2 separate regions of the Homo sapiens genome follow, and region 1 is linked to region 2. A link is a contact called in ENCODE Hi-C data. All regions are on one chromosome and are shown on one strand. The core of a region is the stretch at or near the end of the contact, and the rest is flanking DNA. Distances in the headings are between cores, read along the strand shown. Region 1 holds the start of PATL1 (PAT1 homolog 1, processing body mRNA decay factor). Region 2 overlaps CTNND1 (catenin delta 1).

The links. Hi-C counts contacts between places; a loop is a spot of excess contacts on that map. Pooled maps may share reads with other maps.
Region 1: a pooled map shows a loop between it and region 2 (10-fold over the local background). The contact joins the promoter of PATL1 here to the enhancer-like site in region 2. A Hi-C loop is called at or near these places in 6 of 50 pooled maps.

The regions. Positions count from the first base shown.
Region 1 is chr11:59,666,229-59,673,094 of GRCh38, forward strand. It overlaps PATL1 (PAT1 homolog 1, processing body mRNA decay factor), which reads right to left and starts at 2,809. Exons shown (of 19, transcript NM_152716.3): 1 at 2,653-2,809; 2 at 625-736. The coding sequence starts at 2,667. PATL1-DT (PATL1 divergent transcript) reads left to right here and starts at 3,082. Exons shown (of 4, transcript NR_187296.1): 1 at 3,082-3,314. RefSeq lists a silencer at 2,539-2,888 and enhancers at 2,848-3,142, 3,069-3,358.
Region 2 is chr11:57,789,619-57,796,231 of GRCh38, forward strand. CTNND1 (catenin delta 1) reads left to right here. Exons shown (of 21, transcript NM_001085458.2): 3 at 1,767-2,055; 4 at 4,392-4,463; 5 at 5,959-6,111. The coding sequence starts at 1,861. It overlaps TMX2-CTNND1 (TMX2-CTNND1 readthrough (NMD candidate)), which reads left to right. Exons shown (of 21, transcript NR_037646.1): 4 at 1,767-2,055; 5 at 4,392-4,463; 6 at 5,959-6,111. Among named protein-coding and RNA genes, the nearest start is that of CTNND1, 31 kb to the left of the region's middle. RefSeq lists an enhancer at 2,659-2,953. Within about 2 kb of position 2,798, at least 30 of the 41 ENCODE cell types and tissues checked have a DNase peak (open chromatin) inside an H3K27ac peak, as active enhancers do.

The sequences.
Region 1 (6,866 bases), core at 1,559-4,058, 1.9 Mb after region 2:
GAGCAAGACTTCATCTCGAAAAAGAATAAATAAATAAATAAATAATATGTATCTATACCCAGGGATGGACAAAATTTCATCTGTGCATACTTTTCTAACTTATGAGTCCTTTCTTGACCCCCAAAATTCTTGCTATAAAAAGCTTTATATTTTGAAGATACTATAAGTTGCAAAGTTATATACTAGTGATAGACTAAATTTTGAAACACATATACCCACATCCTAGAATCTGAATTTTCTACTAGTACACTAGTTTTCCATAAGTTATATGTTATACAAATAAAAATTCCTCTCATCTAGGATTAATTTAAATCTCTCTTAAATGTTTACTTCTCTAAACATTTGAATCCCTCATAGGGGCAACCTGTAGTCATCGATCATATAGCTGGAAGGGGCAAGGCTTACAGAATACCTGATTTTATAGGTAAGGCAAAAAGAGACCCAGAGGAGCAGGATAGGTGCTGTTTCCAGTGAAGAATGAACTATTCTAAGATGAGGAATAGAAGAATATCTTGCCAAGTTAGTGAATAAGGTTACCCCTAATAAGATAAAGCACTTCTAAAAGACAGCACTTGAAAAGAGCAGGAGGCTAAGATGATATTATAAGCGAAAGATGTCACTTACCAACTGCACCTGACCCAAATGTATCATCATTGAATTGATCAATCTCTTCATCTTCTTCTCCCAGTCCCTGAAATGCATCTTCATCTTCATCCAGAGGACAATCCTCCAAAGACTAAAAAAAAAGAAAAGACATTAGTTATTCATGAAATTCACACCCTCATTTTAAAAATGTTCTAAAAATGTTCATCTTACCTTCTCAATGAACATAATTGCTTCATTATGACTTTTTGTAAAGATGGCATTTTTTTTCTACTTCCCAATTTCCCTGACACTGGAAGATTTCATCATCTTTCTTTCACTTTCTATTTCCTAATCCTTATTTCATTTAATTCTTGCCCCACCTCACAGCATTCCATTTCTCTATTTTATCAAGAATCCACGAACAGCAGTTCCTCATGCAACCAAGAAATTAAGCCCACAACTTTCCTTACATCACTGGTTGGAATACTGATGACAATTAATAATGAACCCTTTATTTTCTTGTATCTTTATGTATCTTTTCCAGCAAAATTCTCATCTTTCTCATTATATTCATGTCATCTTTTCAACTATTATTCCGTTTTAAAGCTTTGTCTTCATTTTCCATCTTTCTTATCTTCCCTATAGGCCTAAACTCTAGTGATGAAACAGAAAATTAGGTCTTCAACCACAATAAAATGAACTCTGGAAAAGCTGTGGTATGACAAGTTCAAGTTCTGGCTCCATTCCTACAATCAGTGTGAACATGGGCAACTCAGAAAATTTCTAATTAATTCATCAAATACCTTTTAAGGACCTATTGCGTCTAAGGTTCTGTGCTAGGCTGTAAGGCTCAATGTCTTACATTGTAATGCAGGGACAATACCAACTATGGCAGAGAGTTGTGATGATCAAAGTGGGCAAAGATTACAGATTATCGAACAAAGGCTAGAGGCCACCACATCCTAGGTGTGTTCTATTTTCCCCCTTTACTTCAATCTTACTCAACTGATTTATTCTCCAAGTTTTCCTTTTGGTTTGGTCTTAGATCATTCCTATCAAGTATACCTGTCCTCAATTTTCAAAAATTCAGAATCAGAATTCCATATTCTATCAGTAGGTACGTTTGTGATACACCTTGCCTGGCTACCTCTTAGCTACCCTGTTTACAATGGAAAGATTAGGTCAAAGGGCGTTCTTCTTACCCCAGAGCCCTTCCAAACTCATGCCAATAGGCATGCCACTGCCTCCTTATCAGAGGCAACTTCCAGCAGTACTCCCTTCCAAATCACAAATATCTACTTTACCAAATCGCTGCTTTTTTAAATTAAAAATTCTTAAGGATCATTTACATCAGTTCTTTCATGCTACAAATTCAGAAAGTTTACGTCCAGAGATTAGGAGTCACTCAAGGTCACACAGTGAGTTGGTGACAGGGTCAGTACTGTCTGCTGCTATTGCTACATTCCCGGCACCTTCTCCAAACCCGCGTCTCCCAGCACTAGCCCAGAAGGAACTTCTGCAGGACACGCCCCCCTCCCAACTCGGAGCCCTCTTTAGTAAACGGGCTGGGGCCCTAATCCAACGGCAAGCCCAGGCCCCCTTCACCTGAAGGTAGCCTGTGTGAATGGGATGTGTGTCAGTGTAATTCGAGTGGAGGTGGGTGGGGGGTGGTTCCGGGTCCAGGGCGGGAAACGCGGCTCTGGGAATTCCCGGGTGACACCTACTTAAGAAAAGCACCCGGGGAGATGCAGTGCTCTACCCTCCGTGGCTCCTCTAGGGGTGGGGGCGGGGGTGTGGTCTGGTTACAGCACTTAACGGGCCCTCCCCACCCCAAAACGGAGGCCAACTTTCCCCAGCGGCAACTAATGGGACTGTCTCGACCCATGAAGCCAGCTCCCAGCCCTAGGATTAGACCCGCGACCCCAGACCAGTCGCGTCCAGCTAAGTCCTGCGACTCCCCCAGCCCGCCCCCTGCCCCGCAGGAACACAGGACCGGCGCGCGGAGAGAGAGTGAGGGAGAGGGGCGCGGGAGGGAGGGAGGGGTCACTTCCGGTCGCAACAGCTCACCTCGTAGCGGAACATTCTTGGGGAGGGGGGCAGGGAGCGGGGAGGGGAGAGGGGGAGGGAGGGAAGAAGCGCTGACTCCCCGGCTCCTCCGCGCGCGGGTCCTCCACCGGCTCGCGACCCCTGGCCGCCGCCGTACGCCGGAGCGTGCGTGGGGACGTGCGCAGGCGCGCCTCAGGCAGGGCGGCCACCCCGCTCGGCGCCCGGCGGCGGCGGCTGCGCAGGGACAGATTTGGCGTCCCGCTTCCTAGTCTCAGCGGCGGGAAGGAGGTCCCGTGGCGAGAGACTGCGCACGCGCTGCCCGTCTTCGGCTGCCTGGTGATCTGGGCTTGTAGCTCCGCCCCCTCTTTCTCCGCGCCCTCTAGGCGCTCGGCTTGGAGCTCAGGGGCCGGTCACGAGTTCTCCGTCACCCGTGGGGCGGAGAAAACCCTTGTGATTGTCACAGGATATAGCTTTGAAGAATCCTGCGCTTAGCCTGGGCTGGGAAAGATGAGATTCCCGGGCAGTTTTTCCAACGTCCGACTCACTCCTCAGGCTGCTCGGGGGTCTCCCCGTTGCAATCTGCGCCTTGCGCAGGGAAAAAAGAATGGAAAGTTGCTGGTCTTCGAAAGGGGCGGACTTCGTCGCCACTTTCAGCGGCTCGTCGCCTGCTGAATCCACAGCAGGTCAGGGCTGTGATTTATGTGGCTCAAAGTGATGACGGCGCCCGTTTTTTTTTTTTTTTTTTTTGAAATGCTGAAGACAGGTTCCGGGAGGTTTAACTAGGGTGGTATTTTTAAGCGCCAGGCTCATTAGGCGCGAGGAGCTGCAGAGCCTCGAAGGGCCGCACGGCCGTGGGCCGCTGGCCACGCAGCAGCAGGGTCTTCGGGCCGTGGTGCGCCGCTGGGTGACTCCACTTCCTTAGAGGATCGAACCCACAGAGGAATGTGTCCAGCTTAGAAGCTTCGGCCCCCTGGTTCCAGAATTCTGTTGGGTGGTTTGTTACCTCTAGCACGCTCCATGCCCTTCTTGCCCCTTTCCTTTCAGACAAAACTTGCAGCACAAAGAATGAATTCTTTTGGGTTTCGCAATCCGTTTCTTCCCTGGGCGTCTTAAAATGCAGCCTCGTCTCGGAATGGCATACAGTAAATCCCCTAAATGTTAGTGTGTCTGGATCAGTTTGAGTATCGGAAACGCTGAATTTGTGAAGAAAAGTTCTGGGTGGGAGCTTGTGCTTTGCCACTGGCTAGGAAACTTTGGGCAACTTACCTAAACCTCTCTGAGCCTTAGTTTCTTGTAAAATGGGTATAATTACACCTGCCTCATGATGGTAACACTACTAACGATTGAAGGCTGCCTGGGACTCTGCTAGGCGCTTTATAAAATGGATTATCTCATTGAATCCTTCCTTATGTGCCCCCCATGAGGTAGGTACTGTTATTTTCTCAGTTTACAGTTGAGGAACCTGAGGATTAGCGACATTGTTTGCCTCCAACCACCCAATGGCAAGTGGTAAAGCTAGCAGCTGAGATTTGTCTGATTATTAAAAACCGAGTGTCTTAATCACTGTGCCAGAATAACAAAAGCAAATGTTGACATGGGCCAGGCCTGAACTTTAAAGAAGTGGAGCGTCGGGACAAGATGATTTATTGGTTTTCAAGCATGCATGGAACATTATAAAACATCAAATACTAAGTAACAGGCCAGGCGCGGTGGCTCACGCCTGTAATCCCAGCACTTTGGGAGGCCGAGGTGGGCGGATCACAAGGTCAAGGAGATCTAGACCATCCTGGCTAACAGAGTGACACCCCGTCTCTACTAAAAATACAAAAAATTAGCCGGGCGTGGTGGCGGGCGCCTGTAGTCCCAGCTACTCGAGGGGCTGAGGCAGGAGAATTGCGTGAACCCGGGAGGCGGAGCTTGCAGTGAGCCGAGATCGCACCACTGCACTCTAGCCTGGGTGACAGAGCAAAGACTACGTCTCACAAAAAACAAACAAACAAACAAAAAAAACTAAGTAGCAGTACATCTTAATAATTACCAAAGAATTGGTGCCATGTAGATCAAGGGTTAGCAGACTATGGCCCACAGTCCAATCTGGCCAGCCACCCGTTTTTGTAAAGCAAGCTTTATTGGAATACAGCCAACCTTATTTATTTACATATTGTCTTTGATTGCTTTAATGTTATAAAGTCAGAGTTGAGTGGTTACAATGGATACAGTGTGGCCTGTAAAGTGTAACATATTTACTATTTGGCGCTTTACAGAGTTTGCTGATCCCTGATCTTGCAGATCATGTTTTCTGATCATTATGTAAGATATCAATAGTAAAAACAGATTAGGAAAAAAGTCTTAAGTTTTCAGAAATTAAAAAAGAAAAAAAAAAGTCCTGGCGCGGTGCCTCACGCCTGTAATCCCAGCACTTTGGGAGCCCGAGGCGGGCAGATCACGAGGTCAGGAGATGGAGACCATCCTGGCTAACATGGCGAAACCCTGTCTCTACTAAAAATACTAAAAATACAAAAAAATTAGCCGGGCGTGGTGGCGGGCGCCTGTAGTCCCAGCTACTCGGGAGGCTGAGGCAGGAGAATGGGGTGAACCCAGGAGGCAGAGCTTGAGGTGAGCCGAGTTCGCGCCACTGCACTCTAGCCTGGGTGACAGAGCGAGACTCTGTCTCAAAAAACAACAACAACAACAACAACAACAACAACAAAAACCAAAAAACCCCTCCAATTCAATGACTAAATAATGGAAAGCAGAAAATAGTTACAACTGATGTGGTGGGTGGATTGCATGAGCTCAGGAGTTGGAGACCAGCCTACGCAACATGGCGAAACCGCGACTCTACAAAAAGCACAAAAATTAGCTGGGTTAGTTGTTTTATTAGCTGCTCTGCATTATTTCTGGTCGTGGTGGTGTGCACCTGTGCCTGTAGTCCCAGCAGCTACTCGGGAGACTGAGGACGAAAATAGGGAAGCCTGAATATAAATTAGCTATAAAATAAACCCAAAGAAAGTACAAGGAAAGAAATGCTGTAGAGCAGGAATTAAAGGAGCAGAAAACAAAGTGTCATAGACAGGATCAACAAAATTTCCCATTTCCTCTTATACAACACCTGTCTGTGAGGGAGATTGAAAGTCCCTTTAAAAGAATAATGTATTTTTAGGCGGGTGCTGGTGGTTCACGCCTGTAATCCTAGCACTTTGGGAGGCCGAGGCGGGCGGATCACGAGGTCAGGAGATCGAGACCATCCTGGTTAACACGGTGGAACCCCGTCTCTACTAAAAGTACAAAAATTAGCCAGGCATGGTGGCACCCACCTGTAGTCCCAGCTACTCGGGAGGCTGAGGCAGGAGAATTGCTTGAACCTGGGAGGTGGAGGTTGTGGTGAGCTGAGATCACACCACTGCACTCCAGCCTGGGCAACAGAGGGAGACTCCATCTCAAAAAAAACTATATATATATATATATATATATATATATATATATATATATATATGGTTTTTTTTGTATATATATATATATATATATATATATATATAGTTTTTTTTGAGCTGCTAATAGGCCCATTATTAAGATGGAAAAGGTACAAGTTCTTTTCACAAGTGATTCTTTAGACATAAAGTATGATGTTTCTGGGAACTGTCCCTTGAGTGGGTGGGAGAAGGGAGGTGTCTCCTGCATGCCAAGTACATGGGAAAGGTTATTGACAGCTGAGGAAGGCCATCAATTAGAGAAAGCCACCACACCAGCTTTCTTTGGCATTATCTATGCTTTCTGGAGGCTCTGTAAGCCATTATAGTATTTACAGAGTATACATGTTTCTTTTTTACTTTTTTTTTTTTTTTTTTTTAAACCTGACAAGTTACTTGGGCTAGAGTGCGGTTGCATGATCACAGCTCACTGAGCTTCGACCTCCTGGTCTCATGCGATCCTCTTGTCTCAGCCTCCCAAAGTGCTGGGCTTACAGGCGTGAGCCACCACACCTGGCCTGTTTCTTTTCTAAATGTAAAAAAACATGACGTACAATTTACTTTCTTGTGAGACTGGTTTCAGATATTTTCATCAAGTAACTTACATCTCTAAAACACTGATTCCAAACTTTAACATGCATTTAGAATTGCCAAGATGGCTTGTTGAAACATAGACTACTGGGCCCCATCCCCAGAGTTTCACATTCAGTAGGAGGGAAGTCAGGCCTGAGAATTTGCATTTGTAACAAGTTGCCAGATTATTCC
Region 2 (6,613 bases), core at 1,548-4,047:
ATTGTGTTGGGCCATACATAATGTACGCTAAGGATAGCCAATGAGCTAAAAAAGAATTGCAAAAAAAAAAATCTCATAATGTTTCAAGAAAGTTTACAAATTTGTGTTGGGCCGCATTCAAAGCTGTCCTGGGCTGCATGCGTCCCGCGGGCCAAGGGTTGGACAAGCTTGAGTTAGAGGTTTCTGCAGGATTACAGAGATGTGGGAACTTCCAGCCATTGACGTGTGGAGGTTAGGATATGAACTACTGTGAGGTGCACTTTCAGAGGTTGAGGCTAATACTCCTTTTCCTACTTCCCAAGGAGGTGAAGTTTCCTGAAGACAGTGCTTTTTTACATGTAGAGTTTTTTGTGGTTCTGTTACTCTGTTGTCTCCATTAGTCAAGGAACACGTTTTGCCATCAATATAATATTTAACAAACTATAGTAGTATAGTTTGGAAAGTAGAAACGCCCTTTTATGAATGTATTATTATATTTTTGGAGGCAGAGTCTCACTCTGTTGTCCAGCCTGGAGTGCAGCGGTGCCATCTCGGCTCACTACACTCTCCGTCTCCTGGGTTCACGCAATTCTCATGCCTCGGCTGGGATTACAGGTGCCTACCACCATGCCTGGCTAATTTTTGTATTTTTAGTAGAGATAAGGTTTCCCCATGTTGGCCAGGCTGGTCTTGACCAACTGAACCTGACCTCAAGTGATCCACCCACCTCGGCCTCGTAAAGTGCTGGGATTACAGGTGTGAGCCACCTACTTTCATTTCTTTCTTTCTTTTTTTTTTTTTTTTGAGACGGAGTCTTGCATTGTCGCCCCAGCTGGAGTGCAATGGCGCGATCTTGGCTCACTGCAACCTCCGCTATTCTCCTGCCTCAGCCTCCCGAGTTGCTGGGATTATAGGAGTACGCCACCACACCCGGCTAATTTTGTCTGTGTGTGTGTTTTTTTTTTTTTTTTTTTTTTTGAGACGGAGTCTTGCACTGTCGCCTAGGCTGGAGTGCAATAGTGCGATCTTGGCTCACTGTAAGCTCCACCTCCGGCGTTCACGCCATTCTCCTGTCTCAGCCTCCCGAGTAGCTGGAATTACAGGCTCCCGCCACCACGCCCGGCCTTTTTTTGTATTTTTTTAGTAGAGACAGGGTTTCACTATGTTGGCCAGACTGGTCTCGAACTTCTGACCTCGTGATCCGCCTGCTTCGGCCTCCCAAAGTGCTGGGATTACAGGTGTAAGCCACAGTGCCCGGCCTTTTCATTTCTTAATTGGCATTTAGTTTAGCATAGTAATTTTTTTTTTTTAATTTGCTGCCACTTCAGCAGTTTTAGTGTTTAGATGTGGGAGAGGTTAAGTAAGATCTGTATTGCCCTATTATCTCTAAAAGTGGCTTGTCCCTGCAGGATAGTGAATGCTTGTCTGTACCATTGGAGTTACACATTTCATTGAGTTGATACCAGCAGATTTTTTTCAGGGAAAAATAATCCAATCTCATAACTACAGCACCTCACCACATTCTCCCTCTCCTAACAGTGTAGAGACTTAGATTTAATTGCACCTTTCCTTTCAATAGTTATTTCTGGTGGGATGTTGAAGAAAGCTAGTGGGCAAAGGATTCCGCTTGAACAGACACTGGTGATGGGCTCCCAGGCTTGGCGGTGGCTTGCTTTCTGCACTGCAGTAAAACCACGAGAGGGCATCTTTGGCTCTGGGATTAATAATTCATCTGTCTTCTCTGACCTGTGACCTTTTCTCTCCTTTCTCTTACCCTTTCCCGGTAGTGTGAAGTGAGGGGGTCTCTCTCCCTCCTTCTCCTTCCTCTGTGATTCACCTTCCTTTTTACCCTGCCCTGCGGCGGCTCCGCCCCTTACCTTCATGGACGACTCAGAGGTGGAGTCGACCGCCAGCATCTTGGCCTCTGTGAAGGAACAAGAGGCCCAGTTTGAGAAGCTGACCCGGGCGCTGGAGGAGGAACGGCGCCACGTCTCGGCGCAGCTGGAACGCGTCCGGGTCTCACCACAAGATGCCAACCCACTCATGGCCAACGGCACACTCACCCGCCGGCATCAGGTAACCCCTCTCTCCATCAGACGTGCAGGTAGGACTTTGGCATGGTCACAGAGAGGCTATGATCCTTTTTGGGAAGCTACTCTCCTTTTGGTGATGGGCTGTCCAGTGCCCGTTCTTCCAGGGATTTTTTTCCAGGGGTGTTAAATGCTGATAAGAGACAAGGAATATTGCTGCTGGACTGAGCTGGGTGCAGTTACTATCTCTAGAAGCATCCATCTGACTTCCTGTTTTGCTGGAGTAGGTTTTTTGGGGTGGGCTACAATTCTAGTAATGGTAGATAGTTTAGTTTGCAGCTGTACTCAAGTTACTTTTCTTTTCTGATTTTTTTTTCTTGGTATCAAAAAATCAGGAAAGTAAATGCCCACTTAATGGTTGGGCATCTTGTGCTCTCAGCCCTAGTTCAGTCTCCCTGAGGGAACAGTCTGTACCCAGGTGTGGCAGTATCCATAAATTGTGTACTCCTGCTCCATATTGTCCTTGTGTGCTCTTTTTGTTGGCTGTGTAAATCATGTGTTGGAGGAAGGGGTCATTGTTAATTCTGTTGGTTAGAGTTGGAGAGGGAGCATCATGCTGCTGTTTAACCCAAATAACCACAGGAGCCAGTGGTCTCTGGGTTGGCTGACTCTGTGATGTGACTTGGGAGAGTTGGTGTTAGAAATGAGAAGTATCTTGTGTTTCCTCTGGTTTTTCTAGTCTGACTTTGCTGTGATGTAATCTGTCTGAGGTTTTGTCTGTCTTCCTCTGTGTGTGTGTGCGTGTGTGCGCGCGCACTCGCGCATGTGTGTGTGTGGTAGACATTGCCTGATAGATTGCATCTTACGAGAGATCTCTGAGTGGGAACCAGAACAGTACTCATGCCCTGATAGTCCTTTTCATTGAGTAATTTTTATTTATTTATTTAAATAGGAGTGCAGTGGTGCAATCTTGGCTCACTGCAACGTTCGCCTCCCGGGTTCAAGCAATTCTCCTGCCTCAGCCTCCTGAGTAGCTGGGACTACAGGCGTGTGCCACCACACCCAGCCAATTTTTGTAGTTTTAGTAGAAATGGGGTTTCACCATGTTGGCCAGGATGGTCTCGATCTCTTGACCTCGTGATCCACCTGCCTCGGCCTCCCAAAGTACTGGGATTACGCGTGAGCTACTGCACCCGGCTGAGTGATTTTTTTTTTTTTTTTTTTAAGATAGAGAAAGTCCCTCATACTGAGGAGCCTTGCAGTTGAGAGAGAACAGAATTCCAGTTGGAGGATCAAGGAATTTGAGGGAGGCAGCATGCTTGCAGTGTTCCTAGGATTTTTACAGGAACTACAATAGAAAGTTAGGGATGAAATTATATTGAAAGGAGAAAGCTGGACTGCTCAGGTTTGGAGGTCATGGGGAATTCCAGGATTCAGTATGTGGTTGCTCTCTTATTTTTAACTTCTGCTTAGCAGTAAAACCACACCCTTCCTTCTTCCTGAAAGTAATGTTTAACTTCCTCTCCCTGCAGCATTACACTCTATGTAATGGGAGTGGGGTGGAGGAAGAGTCTCCCAAGGTGGTTGGATCTCACTATTCTACTGGAAGAGGAGCAGGCAAATATATTTTTATGTGGTATAATGTCATTAGATTATTTCCTGCTGCTTAAGACAGAGCAACTTCTGGATGACATTTTGGAATGTATTCTGTGGCTCTAATAATTGTTGGTAAAGATATTGAGCCTTCTGTTTTCTTGAGGGGAGTTGGGGTGCTTGTTTTTGTACTTGGAAAGGGAGACTCGTATCTCTTGCTTTTTTCTTTAATTAAATTTCTGTTTTTTACATTAGGACATGATAGCCATCTTGCTTCTTTCTTTAAAAAGCTGCCTGGAATGGGAGTTTCCAGTGGTAGTACTGCATGAAGATTCATGAGACTATAAAGCTCTTTGGAAACCCCCCAACTTAGCCCTTCCAACTTTCCTTACATTTTTATGGCTTTCCAAAAAGGTTGCATGTAAGGGAAATTATCTAGGTCTGTGCTGTTTATTCAGCAAATAGTTTTTGAGCACCTGTTATGTGCCAGGCACTGTTCAAGGCACTAGACTAAACTAAACTTATCCCAAAAAACCCTCTGCCCTCGTGGAGTTTACGTTCTTATGTTCCAGAGACCCTGTCTGCCAGAGTTCCAGGCCTGATTTTCAATTTTGAGGAAAGTGCTAAGACTAAAGAGTGAATGGTTCTTTTATGAGTACTGACACAAGGACTCCAGGCCACACATATCTTCTTGAAAGCCCTTTTCCTGTTTGAAAAAAAGATCGTTTGTATTTGATAGAGCAAAAGAAGGCCACAAAATGAATTGTCTTCTTGTGGGCTGTGTTTCAGAACGGCCGGTTTGTGGGCGATGCTGACCTTGAAAGACAGAAATTTTCAGATTTGAAACTCAACGGACCCCAGGTAATTCTTTGGCTCAAGACCTGGGTTGCTTCATTCATATTTTCTTATTTCCCCAGCCTATAAGAGCATATTTGTGTCTTGTAAGGTGCCTGGCACATTGTACATACTCGTCAATTAGTTTCTTTTATTTACGAAAACAAAGAAGTGGAGCTCCAAAGTATATATGCAGTTTTGTTTTGGAATGAATTTTAATGACCATTGATCTTTATGACTATTCCTCCTCCCCACTGCCACCCCATTTGATCCCTAAGTACTGCGTTTCTTTTCTAGAGACAGTAGGCTTCTACTTTGCAGCAAAAAACCCTACCTAAAATCTGGCTGGTCTTGAGCCTTTTAGACGGTATCTGAAGAGTAACATAAAGCCAGTCAAAAGATGGCTCTTACTGGGATTTTCAGGTTTGTCTTAAAAGTTCTTTATTTTTGGCCAGGCATGGTGGCTCATGCCTGTAATCCCAGCACTTTGGGAGGCTGAGGTGGGCAGATCACCTCAGGTCGGGAGTTGGAGACCAGCCTGACCAACATGGAGAAACCCCGTCTCTACTGAAAATACAAAATTAGTCAGGCGTGGTGGCACATGCCTGTAATCCCAGCTACTCGGGAGGCTGAGGCAGGAGAATTGCTTGAAACCAGGTGGCGGAGATTGTGGTGAGCTGAGATCATGCCATTGTACTCCAGCCTGGGCAACAAGAGCAAAACTCTGTCTCAAAAAAAAAAAAAAAGTTCTTTATTTTAGACTGGGCACGGTGTCTCATGCCTGTAATCCAACACTTTGGGAGGCCAAGGCAGAGCAAAACTCCGTCTCAAAAAAAAAAAAAAAACAAAGTTCTTTATTTTGGCCAGGCGTGGTTTGCTCATTCCTGTAATTCCAGCACTTTGGGAGGCTGAGGCTGGAGGATTGCTTGAGCCCAGGAGTTCAAGACCAGCCTGGGCAACATAGACCCTGTCTCTACAAAAAAAATAAAATTAGCCAGGCATGGTGGCGTGAGCCTGTAGTTCTAGCTACTCAGGAGGCTGAAATGGCAAGATTGCTTGAGCCTGGGAGGTTGGGGCTCCAGTGAGCTATGATCATGCCACTGCACTCTAGCTTGGGTGATAGAGTGAGACCCTATCTCAAGTAAATAAATACAAGTTATTTATTTATTGGGTGAGCTGCTCTTTTGAGGGATCACTCAGATATAGATGAAACTGCATTTAACACAGTTCATGTTCACTTAGATGACCACAGCTGGGAAGTTAAATCTACTGTCTGTCACTTGGATGTTGATGTGGCTATAGTTAGTTCATGTTTGTTAAATGACTACAACTGGGAAATTATGTCTACTGTCCTTTTGTACAAGTTCAAAAGATGACAGCCACCCATCTAAAAATCCTGAGGCCTATAGAAGATGCATGAGGAGTCCCTGTCTCCAGGTTTACCACTTATGCTTCTTATTAGGATGGCTTGTTATACATAGCACTTAATAGTAGTTTCTTCTCTTTTCTCTTTTGCATATAGGATCACAGTCACCTTCTATATAGCACCATCCCCAGGATGCAGGAGCCGGGGCAGATTGTGGAGACCTACACGGAGGAGGATCCTGAGGGAGCCATGTCTGTAGTCTCTGTGGAGACCTCAGATGATGGGACCACTCGGCGCACAGAGACCACGGTAAACTAAGACGTGTGTAAGATCTGGAAGTGATAAGAGGTCTTTTCTTCTCTATTAGGGGAGGGGTTAAGCACTTAATTAAGATGGAGGACTGATATGCCATTATTGATCTGATTGCATGAAGTGATCTCTGGCCAGATAGAAAGGATGAAGAGATGGGAAAATCTTATGGGATAGGGAAGACAGAAGGTATATCAGGGTCTATAGTAGCTTCCCTTATAAGCATAGTTACTGTCAGGGCAATTTTCCTGCTTGGGGACTTCCTATAGGATGGAAAGAAAGATAGATGGTAGGCTTTAAGGCATTCCTAGGTAAAGTGACCTAGGGATATAAAGATTTGTTTCTTTTGGAGTGGTATAGAATTTAATTGTTCATGGCTGGGCGCGGTGGGTCACGCTTGTAATCCCAGCCCTGTGGGAGGCTGAGGTGGGCGGATCACGAGGTCAGGAGTTTGAGACCAGTCTGGGCAACATAGTGAAACCCCGTCTCTACTAAAAATACA